Linked DNA regions of Homo sapiens: region 2 is linked to region 1. The links are chromatin contacts, found by POLR2A ChIA-PET in ENCODE. All regions are on one chromosome and are shown on one strand. The core of a region is the stretch at or near the end of the contact, and the rest is flanking DNA. Distances in the headings are between cores, read along the strand shown. Region 1 overlaps STUM (stum, mechanosensory transduction mediator homolog). Region 2 overlaps ITPKB (inositol-trisphosphate 3-kinase B).

Region 1 (6,945 bases), core at 1,140-3,639:
GATTCTGTGTCAAAAGAAGACAAGAATAAAGAATGAAGGCAGCAGTGTGGGCATGGCCAGGATATGGAGGGCTGGGGAGGCAGTGGACCAAGCTCCCTGGCAGTGTGAGAGCCCCTCGCTGTGCCCCTAGCCACACCCACACGCCTGGTGGGCAGACCACTGGCCACTGTGGCTGTCACCATGAGTACTGAGCACTCCCTGCCTGGGGATGGCGTCTGAGAAGCCACTGGCATGGCCCCTGTCCCATCTCCCAGGCCTCACCATGGATCTGCTTTGTTTCCTGTGCCAAGCGTTCCCTGTGGCTCTGTTTTCAGGCTGTGTTTTCTCTTCTTCTCTCTCTCCTCTTCCTCCTGCTGCCTCCCACTCTGTGCTGCTGCAGTTTCCCAAGGTGAGTCTGCGGATGGACGTGCGGGCCTCGTGCTGCTGCTTGGGGCCCTCCCCTCCCCCGAGACCCCCACTCCTGCACACAAACACCCCACCCACTCTCCCAGTGGGTCAATGGGCTTTTATGTTTAGCTTGAACTTTTGGTTTGGAAAATGCTTAAACATAGACAAAAGTAGAGCCCCTAGTAAAATGAGGCCCTAATGCCCACACCAGCCTCAACTGCTATCAATTCATGGCCAGCCTCCTTTCCTCTGTCATTCGCCACATCTCCCCTACCCCAGCATGGGTTATTAGCACCCAAAATTGAGAAATACTCTGCTAAATGAAGAGAAAAAAGCAGCTCAATACACCAAAGCTCCTCTTCAGACTAAGTTCACTGGCTAATAGGAATAACCGCTCGGCAAATTCTGCTCATGTAATAGCAGCTGGGAATATTTCAGTAGGTATCGTTTTTTTTTTCTTCTTCTTCTTTTGAGACAGAGTCTTGCTGTGCCTCCCAGGCTGGAGTGCAGTGGCGCAATCTCGGCTCACTGCAACCTCCGCCTCCTGGGTTCAAGCGATTCTCCTGCCTCAGCCTCCCGAGTAGCTGGGACTACAGGCACATGCCTCCACGCCCAGTTAATTTTTTGTATTCTTAGTAAGACGGGATTTCACTGTGTTAGCCAGGATGGTCTCAATCTCCTGACATAGTGATCTGCCCGCCTCGGCCTCCCAAAGGGTATCTTCTTAAGAAAACAAACACAATACCCTTTCACACCTAAATAAAGCAGTAACAATTCCTTACTATCCACAGAGCTCACTTTTTCCCAAAGGACTCATGATCAACAATGTTTTAAAGGTTTAGCCTTCAGGCGCCCTTTCCTGCCGTAACCGTCCAGCAGGTTGGACGCACACAGGGATGGCTGCTCCCCTCTGTATGCCATCTTCCTCCTTTCTTCCTCCTTCTATCCACCCATACCAGATGCCCAACCTTCGGGGAAGCCTGCCTGGCACCTGCTCCCAAGGCTCTGCACTGGGAAAGCACACCAGACCAGTCTGTAAGCGGCTTCCAGATGTGGGTTCAGGAGCATGTCGATAGCCTTTTAGCTCCCACCCCAAATGCCCGCCCGTCATACATTCCCAGTAGACCCAGTACTCCACATTTCCTGATTCATTCTTTTGTTTCCCATTAGAAAGTCAAAGCCCTTGGGAAAAGTTGTGCTCTGATGGTAGCAGTCATTTACACCTTAGTATAAACAATGCCTCCTGTGTGCATTCTGGGCTAGGGGCACCTCCTGGAGAAATCCTGAAGTAAGCAGGTGTCTAACCATCTCTCCTTTGCTTCTTCCTCACAGGCTACAAGGAGCAGGGCATCCCACAGCAGCTGTGAGCCCACGGGAGCCGCTGGGGAGATCCAGGGGGGCCCTGTGAGGGCTGCACCAGGCAGCTTTGGGCACAAGGACCTTTACATGTTCTTTTCTGCCATTTTCTGGACTGGGGGTGGAAAGGGGGTATTTTTAAAAATATTATTTATTTTGAAAACGCATCTGCTTTTCTCAGCAGGTTGTGAGGGCTGCCAGCCCCTCCTGCTCTGGAAAGCACTGTGGGCGCAGGCACCAGAGCATCAGAGAGTGGGGTGGAGATGAGAACGCCCACAGAGAGGCTGGGATGCTCCGGCAGGCTCCAACTGGCCTTGCTGTACCCACTGCCCACCGCAAAGGCACGCCACGTCTGCTGGGCCGGGCCACACCGGGCCCTGTCTGGGTGAGCAGGGGCTCACCAAGGGGACAGGACTGTGGTAGACCCGTCCTGTGGGACCCCACCTGCCTCAAAATCTGGTGCCCCGAGTGTTTACTGTGTGGTCTCCTGGGGGCAGCACCAGGGTGTGGGTGAGGATGGCCAGGCTCCACCCTAGCGTGGAAAGGCCCACTGTGCCCACAGCTGGCCTGAGGCCTCGGGGAGAAGACCAGTCCCACAGGCGTCTCCTGGGCCTGCCTCCCTGACCGCACCCCCCGCCTCCTCGCAGCTGAAATCTGAGGGCTGGGTGTGTCGTGACCTGTGTTTTCCTGGGAAGGAGAGGAGTAGCTCCTTCCCTGGGGTGAAACTGCCAGATGTTTATACACAAAGTTATTAGACTGAAGCAGGAGTGGGCAGACTAGCAGGCTTTCACCCAATACTTAACAGCATTTCTGGCCCACATTCCTTTTTCTGAAGTCATTGGGGCCAGATGTGTCTCCGAATTGAGAAATTTTAGATTTGAGAAAGACAATGCGATCCATTTATCGTACACTTTCTAACTTCCCGGCAGAGTGTGGAACATCTCGCCTACCATCAGGCACGTGAATATTTCTGCAGAGAAACATGTGACTAGTCCCATTAACTGGGAGCTATACAAACTGTAAATAGCCTCACCTCAGTTCAGTCTAATTTTGCCACTAAGTAACTTAGGGAAAAACTTACCATTTGAGAGCTTTTAGGGTTTCAGAATTGCAAGAACAATTGTATGGGGTTGTGGACCTTGATCTGAAAATCCTGCTTGCAAACAGATGTGTTAGAGGGTGAAATTGTCGGCATTACACAAGGACTCCTTCAGTTGCCAAAAGACCATGGGCCTCTTTAAGGAGCCCCTCTGTAAGTGATTGGGACAGGGCTAGATCCCTAATGGGGGCTAGGGGTGGGGAGAATCTAGCAGAAGTTGTCCAGGATACTGTGGATCAAGTATCAATCTGAAATTAAGAGAAATTAGATACTAAGAGGATGGACATTTACATGTCTGTTTCCTTTCCTTTCATTTTCATTCTAACATAGGAAATGCTAACAGATGGGGCTGGCCCAAAGTCAAGCTTCTGACTCCACTTGACACAGTGCCATTGGGCATGTCCCTCTCTGAAGGGCTTGTTTGTCTATCAGAGACTGTCAGAACTCCATGAGGGCAGGAGAAGGGATTTTGCAGGATGAAAGTGCTTGGGAAGTAGTGGCCACCGTTCTGGGGGTTTCAGCCCACCTACCCCATCCACCGGGCTTTCTAATCACAGTCCTGCCTGAGAAGCGGGCCCTGCTGCCCACCCCTTATCATGGATCCCTTAGCTACTGTCCGTCTTCCATTGCTGCCTGGGGCTGGGCTGCCGTTTTTGAACACCTGGCAGTGTCTTTGTCGCGTCCTGTCCTCTCTTCTTACAGACCCCAACCCAGGCCTTTGCCTTCTTCTCTCCTGTTTGGAAGCCTCTGTATCTTCAAGGTGTGGGAACAGATTTGGTTTTCTCTAAAAAGCTAGAACCTTCTGCTGTGTGCAGCAGGCATCCTCCAGGCTGGTGCTGGCTGCTCTCGAGGAAGCTGCGTCAGAGTGGAGCTGCCCCTCTACTCAGATAAAATAGCTTCAGCTGCAGGAAGCCGCCCCCTCCCATGCCCACCAGCCCACAGCCCTTCACCCCACACAGCCCCCAGAGTTTGCCCGACACCCCCTGAGTGATGACAGGTCTCAGGAGGGGGCCGCCCCCACAAATGGGAGGCGGAAGCTTATTTTCCCCGCTTGGGCTGGGGGCGGCTGCTGAGGGGGTGAAGAAGAGATAGCAATTTATGTCGCATGTTTAGTGACACAATCCAGATGCAGGTGGGACTTTCTTGAGTGGCAGGTGTCACCCTGGGTCCCGTGTGGGATGGTTTAATACAGGGGTTTGTGTGTTTGTGTGTGTGGAGGGCCACTGCGCCCCCAGATCCTCCTCTCCCCCGAGGGCTGCGTCTCTAAACCTGGGAAAACATCAGCCTCAGGAGGAGGCCCCTTTCCGGGTAACTGATGTGTGGGAGAAGCCAAGAGGCCCCTGCCTGTCTCCTGAATGAGGCTGTGAGGGTTGCCATGTGGGCGGGACCGGTTCAAAATAGCGCCCCCGCCCCTCTAAATTAGACCGTGGTCTCAGCATGATCATCTTCAGTAGATAAGGGACAGTGGCTGATTTACTCCAAATAGTTCCAGCTGGCCACTCAGACCAGGGCCAGAGTTAACTTCTCAAACACCAGCCAGCTGAAAATTAGGGTTCTCGTGCAGGCAAGTGCATGGTTGACACACAGCCCTTTGGTGACAAAGCTGGGCTTTGCCTGCATAGTGCAGACAAGGCTGTTGGTTCAGAGGCTGCAGGGCACATTCCAGGTTGGGGCCTTTTGTCGGTCGGAATTCAATAGGACATTCCCTGGCTGTGGGTGTTTAGGGCAGGAATTACAGGCTTGCAGAGAAAGTCAGAGGCAATGAGATGCTCCCAGTACCAAACTGTGACACTGGGATCAGGGTGGTCATTCCCTTGGGTCAGAGTGGGACCCTAGAGCCAGAGTGAGCTGTGGGTGGCCTGGGTGTGTCCTGTGGACGGCGGAGACTGTTGATTTGGATGTTGAGCTCTGAGTCAGTTTCAGAACCAAGGATCTCAGGCTGAGAAGGCCAGGTCCCCATGGGAGCGGCAGGAGTCTGATGGCTCTGCTGCCAGAGCCTACCCCAGCCTGCCACGCCGCTGACCTTCCCATGGTAAGGAAGGGGCAGGCAGCATGGTTCCCACCCTCAGCTGCCCCAGACCCACACATCCAGCCCCAAGAGCAGCCTCACCCAGGCACAGTGCAGGGCATTTTAGCTCCTGGGAGGGGAGATGCCTTTGTGAGTTTCAGATGTCAGAGGAGAAGCTCCGAGAGAGTAAGTCATGTGCCCCCAAACACTCAGCTCCTAAGTGGCAGGACAGGCAAGTGGCCAGGTTGGGCCGCCCCCACAGCCTGTGCCGTCCACACACTCACTACAGCACTCCCAGAAGAAGGAGCAGAATCGCATGCAGCCCAGAGCAGGTCCTGTGGAGGGGTCCTCACCCCTCAGGAGTAATAGGGTGATTATGTCACATGTTTAGTGATACAATCCCACCTGTGTCTGGATTGTGTCACTAAACATGCAACATAAATTACCATCTCTTCTCCATCCCCTCAGCAGCCGCCCCCACCCCAAGCTGGGAAAATAAGCTTCTCCCTCCCATATGTGGGGGCGGCCCCCTCCTGAGACCTGTCATCACTTAGGGGGAGTTGGGCAAAACCTCCTAGGAAGGTCCTGGACGCCTCCACCCTGCCCCACAAGGCTCCGTACTCCCACCTGCCTGGGCAGCCCTCACACCCATGCTCCCTCCTTTAGGCAGGCCCAGAAAGGTGCCCCTTCCTGAGGGTGTTGGGGGATGGCGGCAGAGAGACAGCTGGTATTAGGAGCTTCCCCATCCTAATGTGCAGGACCAAGTTGCCCGCTCTGCCAGCCAGGGGCTCCAGCCATGCTGGCACAGGCATCTCAGAGGTGTGAGATGAACTCCGCCTCATGCAGGATGCCCAGGGCTCGGAAGCAGTAAGGAGGATGCTACAGAAAGGAACTGCAGAAAGAAAAAAAGCCACATGGTTAACTTTTCCCCTGGAGGGCAAAGGGGTCCGGCTCTCAAAAAGAAAAGCCAGGCACAGATCCCAACACCAAGTGTAAGGCAGCACAAAGTGGGTCTGAAACCCCAGGACCGGGTCAAAGGCCTTCCGAAGGCCCGAGGTTCTTGAGGAGGGGAAGCTGATAGGGCCCTGGTCTTTCTGCACCAGCGTGGCTCTTTAAAATACAAAACACCCACAAAGCCAAAAACCCTGAAACATGTTCTTTAGCTAACCCCTTCCCTGCCCAGATGCCTGCAATTCTGAGAATTCACTTCAGTTTTGCCAGATCCAACCCCTAGGCTTGAGGGTGGAGAGCCAGGCCTCCTCAGGGTCCCTTCTAGGCTCCCAGGCCCACCTTAGGCTTTAATTGCATTGGCTGTTTCTTATGGTGTTAGTGAATTTTGCAAAGAAAGCCCTGAGCATTGCATAAATGCTTGGGGGCGTGTCATTTAAATGGAAGTTCTCCAATAGTGGCTGAAGGCAGAGTTTACTGTTATCCCTCCCTCTTGCTGGCTTTGCTGGAGGGCTTTTATCAGAGAGATTGGAGGTGGGAGAGCACTTTTAAAGCACACCCCACCCCCTGCACCCGAGCGGCACCTAAGCTTCCCAGAGACCATGACCTTGTATGTGGCTGGAGGCCTCAGGCTTAGGGAGCAGCCTGAAGCCTTTGCTGTCAACCCTCCCAGGAAAGAAGCCGGGCCTCAGGCTGAGGAAAAACAGAGTTTCCTCTCCAGAGGGCTCAATGAGCAGCCAGGTAGTGGCCTCGGGCAGTCCTCACCAGGGGGACACCTCCCTGCTTTGCATTAACTCATCAGCAAGCTCATCGAGAGCTAACGTGGGCCCAGCAGTCCTGTGCTTGGAAATGATGCCGTCACCTCCACACTCCTGCTGTTCCAGCCTCTGCAGGTGAAGCTGCAAGGTGAGCAGAGGCAGGCGTGGGGACACACTCTTCAAGGACTGCACTGCCCCTTCTCCCTCCTGAGAGCTCTGTGCACTGGGTTTGGGGATGAGGCGCCAGCCTGGTCAGGGGAGGTGACTGTGGTCCTTCTGACCAGCTTGGATCTTTAAAATAATCACAAAAAAGCTCAGCCTGAGCAGGTGGGTGCAAGGCTCAGGGGCCTGTGTTTTTCATCAATCAGTTTTCTTCCTGCAAGATTCTT
Region 2 (6,945 bases), core at 1,191-3,690, 54 kb after region 1:
AGCTTGAGGAGCCGGCAGACAGCAGCCACATTCCCCTGCAACAGAGAGAAGCCTGCCCCAGCTCCCGATTCTGCTCCCCACGTCACCTGGGAGTAGGAAGCCCTCGCCTTGGGGAAGCTCAGGGCATGCCACATTTTGTCTCCCTTTTCCTCTTCCCCTTTTCCCAGAAGTTCCTGGTCTGAAGAGCAGATGGGAATCTACTCCCTGGGGGCCAAGGCCTACACAGAATGATCTCCTCCTGCTCAACACACAGAGCCATAAAACAGACCCAGGGTTCTGTGGCAGGTGGGTGTGGAGCCTTCCTGGGCAAGCAGTTACTCCTCCCCACCTCCAGCCCATCCTTGGAGCTGCCCCGAGCCAGTGGGGCTGCCTGGGGAGGGTCTGATTCTGTGTGTTTTTCTGGATCAAGTCCCAACCCTCCCGTGATGCTAACGGTTCCTGGGTGACGCCATCCTCCCCGGGTCCTTCCCATCAGGCATCCTCAGTCATGCTGTACGGAAACACTGCCTTCAACAAATCAGAGGGCAAACGGGCATAACCTCCAGGTCTAGCCTTTGTCGTTCATAAGGCAGGCAAAAAAGGACTGCTGGGGACAGGGGAAGAGGAGGAAGGAGGAAGAGGAAGAAGAGGAGAAGAGTGAAGAGGGGGAGGAGGAAGAGGAGGGAGGAGGGAGGAAGAAGAGGAGAGAGAAGGGAGAGCAGGAGGAGGGTACGAAGAGGAAAGAGGAGGAGGAAGAGGACAGGGAAGAGGAGAGAAGAAGGAAGAAGAGGAGGTGGGGAGGAGGGGAGGAGGAAGAGGAGGGCAGGAGGAAGAAGAGGGAGGAAGGAGGGGAAGGAGAGACCCAGGTTTACCCTACTCTAGGCTGTGGGGATGTGTGGGCCTCTGGCCACCCCACTTACAAAATGCTTTAGCTATCATCAGGATCATCTACATAACATGCAAAATGAAAATGAGGGGTCCCTTGTCCAAAATTCAGTAAGAATGTCATGATGGGGAAAGCAGAACTTCACCAAGCTCGGGGCCCTTCTCATGCCCTGTGACTGCTCAGCCAGGAAATGGGCCCTGCCTCCTGGGGAGGAAATGGCCCCCGTTAGGAGACAGCAGGTGACCCCAGGCCTGCAGGCCTCTGTGGCCTGCTCACAGCCAATGACCAGAGGCTCCTCAATCCTAGGGCAGGGGAGGGCTCAAGGCCACCGGCACCTGTGGCTCTCTTTTTGGGGCTCAGAGAAGTCCCCTGGAAAGGCCTGGCAGGAGCGGTGAGGATGCAACCAGACCTCAGCCTTCTGCATGTTGTTCAGAGTCTGGCCTTGCTTCCTGTCCCTGCAGTGCTGTCTGAGCCAGTCAGTGGCCACTTGCCCTGCCCAGCCCAGCCTTCTCCGCAGGAGGCCAAGCCACCCAGGGCCAGCACTGTCTGATCCTCAGCTCAGCCCACATGCCCCCTGGGGTCTGCTTCCTGTCTTCTTTCCAGCCAATTCCCGCCCCTCCAAACCAATGTTATATTTCTCAGTGCAATTTGGGGTGGGTAGAAGAAAGGGTTGTGACGCTGGGGGCAGACACTTGTATGTCGTGAGGACTGCAGGTCACTGGCAGCCCTGGTGACCCCCACTCCCATCCACACATGGCACCATCTGCAGCGCACCCGGGCTCATATTCTCTCAGGCCTGTGGAGTTCTGCAGGCAACTTCTTGCTCCACACACCTGTCCCCACGCCACCTTAGGCCCGCAAGGGTGTCAGCTTCTGCTATTAGGGACTTTGCAGAAGAATGACTGAGGATGCTCAGGACTTAGCTAACTCCTGTGTGTATTTTAAAATGCAACCCAGAAACCCTCTTCCCAGGAAGCCTTCCATTGCCCCTCCTGGGTGCTTCCAAAGAGCCCTGGGCACGCTTCCATCCCAGTTCTTCTCTTTAACACAAGAAAGGGACCTTGGTTTACCCTGGTGGGCGCTCAGAGACCCCCAGCAGGTTTCCTGAGTGCCTGGCTGGGCAGGTGCCAAGCCTCACAGCATCCAGGAGGAGGGAGATCAAACTCAGCAGGTGTGGGAGGGGCTGCACTTGCCCATCTGGAGCCCGGTCAGAGGCTGCTGAAGAAATTTCACATTCTGGGCAGGTGCGGGCTCCACTTCATTTCCTTATCAGGGCCCTGACATTCCTCTCCCGGAAGCCACAGCTGTGCTGGGACAACTTCAGAGAAGCAAGGAGGACTTCAGGAAGGCAGCTCCTTCCAGTCCCAGTGTACCCCAAGACAGCTGCCCTTCCTCCAGCCCCCTTCTTGCTGATTTGGCCAGGCCCATAGTGGTTTCACCACCTTGCAAATTAAGGGCTGAAGCAACATACATACTCCTCTCCCCCTCCATCAAGATTTTAAAAGGCAGCCCACGGAGTTGGATGTTGTTCTAGAAGGCAGGATGATGACGCAGAATGCAATTCAAGTGTAGAGGTTGGAACGAACCTTTGTTCTGCAGCCTTCCAGCTGCAGCATGGGCAAACCTCGGCGTACACTGGGCACGGCAGGTATCAATGCACACACCCTGCCCTCCCCATGCAGTCACCGTGAGAGCCTGAGCAGGTGACAGGCACAAACAGCTGCTCTGTAGACTGTCACAGACAGGCAAACCTTCCAGGCTCACTTTGGTTTTTTGCTTCTGTGTCTATTTTCTTAAATTGAAATGATTTTTTCCTCCAAGGCATAGCAGATTGGCAAGCATCCAACTAGGCACTTTCAGAGGGCCTGATCGTGGCCAGTGGTGATCAGATGAGGCTAACTGTGTGATTAATTGCTTACAAAGCTTCCCGTCCCATGCCCATCGCAGCTCCGGGAACTCATGGGGCAGTTCCTTAGGCCCCCAGATGTGTAACTTGGAAAGAGTCAGAGCCCAAGTGAGTCAATATCAGTTTCTGGTTCAAGTCACTGACGTTGCAAAAAGAAGAATGATTTCCCAAAGCATCTTATTTCATGTATGTGGAACTCTGCTAGGCACTGCCAAAGAAAGATATTTTCAAGGTGAATAATAAGATTGCTTGGCAAATTTCATTTTCTAGAGGGGGTTTACATTCTCTTCTTAGCCTCTTTTTCACCTGACTTGTTCCCTCAATTTGCTACTTTTTCCTCCAGCACTTCTCTTTTTATTTAAATAGTTTGATCACTTGGCTTTTATCTTTAGATAATCGTAAAGAAAGAGTCTCCCTTTGTTGTTGTTGTTGGGTAAAAGAGATGAGGGGAAATCTCTAAAATATCAGAAATGGGAAATGATCCCTGGACCCTCTAACACTCCGAAAACGGTATTGCCAGCCGAACTCTGCTGCGTGTGTGCAAAGAGATCACGTTACATGTCTAACATAGTGTTAGATACTAATAAGCTAATAGCTCAGGTAACTCTCACAACACTGATATTGTTGTCTCCATTTTGCAAATGATGAAACATGTTGAGAGGGGTTTAGTAACTTGCAAAAGGTCACACAGCTTCCAGGTTTGTGCCACTTAATTCCAAGGATTTTGTCTCAGCCAACAGGATTACTGGGCTCCCATCATCTCTCTCGGACCTGGGGCTATCTGCTTCCCCCCTATTTATAAAATAGCCTCACATAAACAGCAAGGGCTTTGTCAGAAGAGTGACCTTTCAGATGGGGGAGGCCTGAACAAAGGCCTACTCTCCCCTCCCTCCAAGTCTGTTCCCAGAACGTCCTTACTGACACACGCTCGGGGAAGGCACATCTAACAAAGCGTCGAAAGTGGATGAAGAACGCCCCTGCCAGGGGAGAATTTGTTCTGTGTCAAAGCCTTTGTTTTGCTCTTGCAAAAGTCTGAGTGAGAGTCATTGAGTTTTCCATGTTTGGAAAAAATCCTTTTTTCCTTCCTTCTTCATTTGGTCTTTCTAAAAAAGCAGTTAGGGTTTCCCTAGTGATCATTATTTCCTTCACTGGGGAAAAGCCTGGTGCTTCTCCTAGGCTGCAGAGTGGAGGCGGTGGCCAACTTTGTTCATTGTATTCCCCCTGGCAGGGCCCAGCTGGGTTGGCGGCAGCTGGGTACAAGCCCAGGCAGGTAGGGGCCCCTGGCTCAATAGCTCCCTCCTGTAGCCCTGGTTAGAAACCTGGCTGGGGCCAAAAGCGAAACCTGCCCCTGCCAAAAAGGAGCTGGGAGGGAAGGAGGGGAAGGGCTTTCAAAACCAAGACACCAAGGATCGGAAAAATTAAGCCCAAGGACTTGGCAGGACAGGTAGCTCCAGCTAAAAATAAAAGTCTGGATGTAAGACTAACTGCCTTTCCCCCTTTAACAAACAAGAAAATCCCCCTAAATGCCAAATGCAAAAGCACTTTCAGAAAAGACCCGAGTAAGGCTTTATTTCATCCCCCGTCTCCACCCGCCGTGTGATGTTCCCGCAGGCTGGATGGCACCGAACATCCTCCACAGCGCTGCTCACCAGGCACGAGGTTCTTCTCCCCCGCCCTTTATGGAACCCATGAGCGTAGGGTAGGGATTACTGAGCGCTGTCGGGTTGGTGAAGTCCCTCCTTCAGAAGCAACTGCTGGGCCTGGGGCAGGAGAACGAGGATGATGGGTCCTTACCAGCCCCTGCAGACCGGGACCCCCTGCAGGGGCTACACGAACCAGCTCAGTGAACTAGCTAGCTAAACTAGCTCCAGGTGAGCGCTCTGTCCCCTCCACACCCAATCAGGCTGCGAGGGCTGCCGGGTCCCTGGTTTGCAGTGCGTAGACCTGGTCGGGCTGAAGGCTGGAGCTCCCAACCTGGCTGACTCTTTTTGAGGGACGCCACCATGGTCAATCGACCCCTAGCAGCACATTCTGGCCAAAACCAGGAAAACCCTGAGTGACTGCCCAGCTGTCTCCTGATTAGCTGCCTTCTTCCTGTTGCAACTAGAGGCCTAGTTTCTAGGCCAAGGGCAGCACCCAGACTGGCACCCAGGGGCCCTCCATCATGGCCACTCTTCCTCTTCCACCATAAGCCCTAAACCCTGCCAAAGGAGGTTGCCCAAGGCCCAGACGGCAAGGACAGGGCTCCAGGAGCAGCCCAGGGCCTCACCAAGGCTCCCTGACCACCCATAAGAGGGAGCAGGGTCCCTCCGGGATACAGAGCCACCCCCAGATACGGCCCCACACTCACTCTCTGGCGTGCCCACTCCAATCCGTCAGGGCAAGCCATCCCATACCTGCCCCACCTCCAGGTCTGCTGTGCAGGTGCTCTGCCCAGAAAGCTCTCCCTCCTCCCTTCTGTGTATCCACATCCTACCTCTCCTTCCAGCAGATCCCCTGGAATCTGCAAGCTGGCCCTACCTTGTCCCTGAAGTCTCTCAGGCCACTCTAGCCCCACGCCACTCCTGGAATCCTCCCTGAAGCTGGAGGGAGATGCAGGATGTGGATACGCAGAAGGGAGGAGGGAGAGCTTCCCAGCAGGGCACCTGCACAGCAGACCTGCAGGTGGGGCAGGGAAGGGAAAGGAAGCTGGGGTGCTTCGTGATTCTTGTGTGCCATACCATGTCTCCCAGTGGCAGGAAGGCTCCTGGGGAACTGGGGATCTGTCCTAACCTTCTCTATGTCCCCCAGGCTGCACAGCCGGCAGGAATCCAATACTCCCGGCATCTGGCTGATAAGAGGACCCTGCGGACCCAGCACATGCTAAGGGCCCAGGCCTGGAAGATAAAGCACACCTACACCAAGGCTCACACTGCTTTATGTTCACCTGCTCACACCTGGATTTTTCTAGAGACTTCTCCAAGTAACAAGAGGGGGCATATTTGTGGGAATTTCCTGTTTGGTCTGCTTGGGTTTCTCTCCAGGACCCCACGGCTGGCAGCCTGGCTGGCCCCAGGCCCCAGGGGTCTTTTTCACTCAAGGGTTTGGAGGGCAACCTTTCACTCAGGTTAGTCACTGTTTGCTCACTCTCCCATCCCTCAATCTGTGATGCCCTTGCTGGCAGGCAGGGGACATCTCTTCGTGGGCATCCCCAGTATCCTGCAGGAGCCAGGGACACTGGAGACACCAGCAAAGAATGCTCTTCCTTAGCGACTCTTTCAGGTCTGCACTCCTTCCCTCATCCACACTCTATAGGAGCTGGCATCAAAGGGGCCTGCAATCTTGCTAAACCAGAGTCTTTTTTTGGTTACTCAAGAATCGAGGTGTCCTTCACCCAAAATGGAAATGTTCCTAACCCTCCCTATTGGGCAGGGCCCAGCAAATGCTCCATCTCTGGTGAGAAGGTCATTAACTTGGCTCTTCCCTCCTCCTCTCTCCTGGATTCCATCCTCTTAAGAACTAAAAATAATGAAGGGCTAGAGGAGAGAGGCGAGAGAGGAAGAAGGCACAGGAAATGCTGTGCTGAACAGAGGCCTCGCAGAGCTCACACCAGGGGCCTCGCAGAGCTCACACCAGGGGCCTCTCCAGGCCTCAAAGGCTGCTGGGCCCGGAGGCTAGGAGGGGACCAACAATAGGAGGAAACAGGGAGTGGCCAAAGGGGCTGGGGAAGAGCACGAGGCGGATGGGCAGCCTTTCGAGGCTGACTTCCTAATGGATAAAGCCCAGAGGACAGAAGGGCTCAGCCTTTCCTCTGGGAAAGGGCGCCTGGGCTCTGCCCAGCTGGTTAAGGGCCACCCCTGCAACACGCAGCAGATCCTCTCCCGCCCTGCGCTCATCCACTCCTCCCCAGAGATTTTATTTTTACTTTGGTAAATGCAAAACAACAAGGCCAAGTTACAGAGGGTGGAAATTTACCAAAGGCCTTCACTGATCGGCAGACAATTGGCACTGAAGTTCTGGAACCTCCGAGCACCCGCAGAGTCCATCTTGGGCCGCTCTCTCAGAGGCGCCAGCCAGGGGACTCAGCCCCATCTCCACCCCCAACACACCTTCTTGGGAACAGCTTCCTGGTCTGGGGAGCTAGAGTTGCTTAATCCTTCCTTTATAGCCCACAGAGAGGTAAGGCAGGGCAGGA

What was found. ChIA-PET counts read pairs that join two places held with the same protein, here RNA polymerase II (POLR2A).
Region 2: POLR2A ChIA-PET joins it to region 1 with 11 read pairs in MCF 10A. The contact joins two enhancer-like sites. POLR2A ChIA-PET finds 5 or more read pairs at or near these places in 2 of 52 experiments (MCF 10A and activated CD4-positive, alpha-beta T cell).

The regions. Positions count from the first base shown.
Region 1 is chr1:226,600,287-226,607,231 of GRCh38, forward strand. It overlaps STUM (stum, mechanosensory transduction mediator homolog), which reads left to right. Exons shown (of 4, transcript NM_001003665.4): 3 at 380-388; 4 at 1,720-6,945. The coding sequence ends at 1,754. Among named protein-coding and RNA genes, the nearest start is that of STUM, 55 kb to the left of the region's middle. RefSeq lists enhancers at 1,680-2,216, 2,217-2,752, 3,962-4,641, 4,642-5,321. Within about 2 kb of position 2,390, at least 20 of the 41 ENCODE cell types and tissues checked have a DNase peak (open chromatin) inside an H3K27ac peak, as active enhancers do.
Region 2 is chr1:226,654,296-226,661,240 of GRCh38, forward strand. The region is part of intron 2 of ITPKB (inositol-trisphosphate 3-kinase B); the gene reads right to left. ITPKB-IT1 (ITPKB intronic transcript 1) reads right to left here. Exons shown (of 2, transcript NR_103784.1): 2 at 1,785-2,979. Among named protein-coding and RNA genes, the nearest start is that of ITPKB-IT1, 17 kb to the right of the region's middle. RefSeq lists enhancers at 1-69, 4,649-5,479. Within about 2 kb of position 2,441, at least 14 of the 41 ENCODE cell types and tissues checked have a DNase peak (open chromatin) inside an H3K27ac peak, as active enhancers do.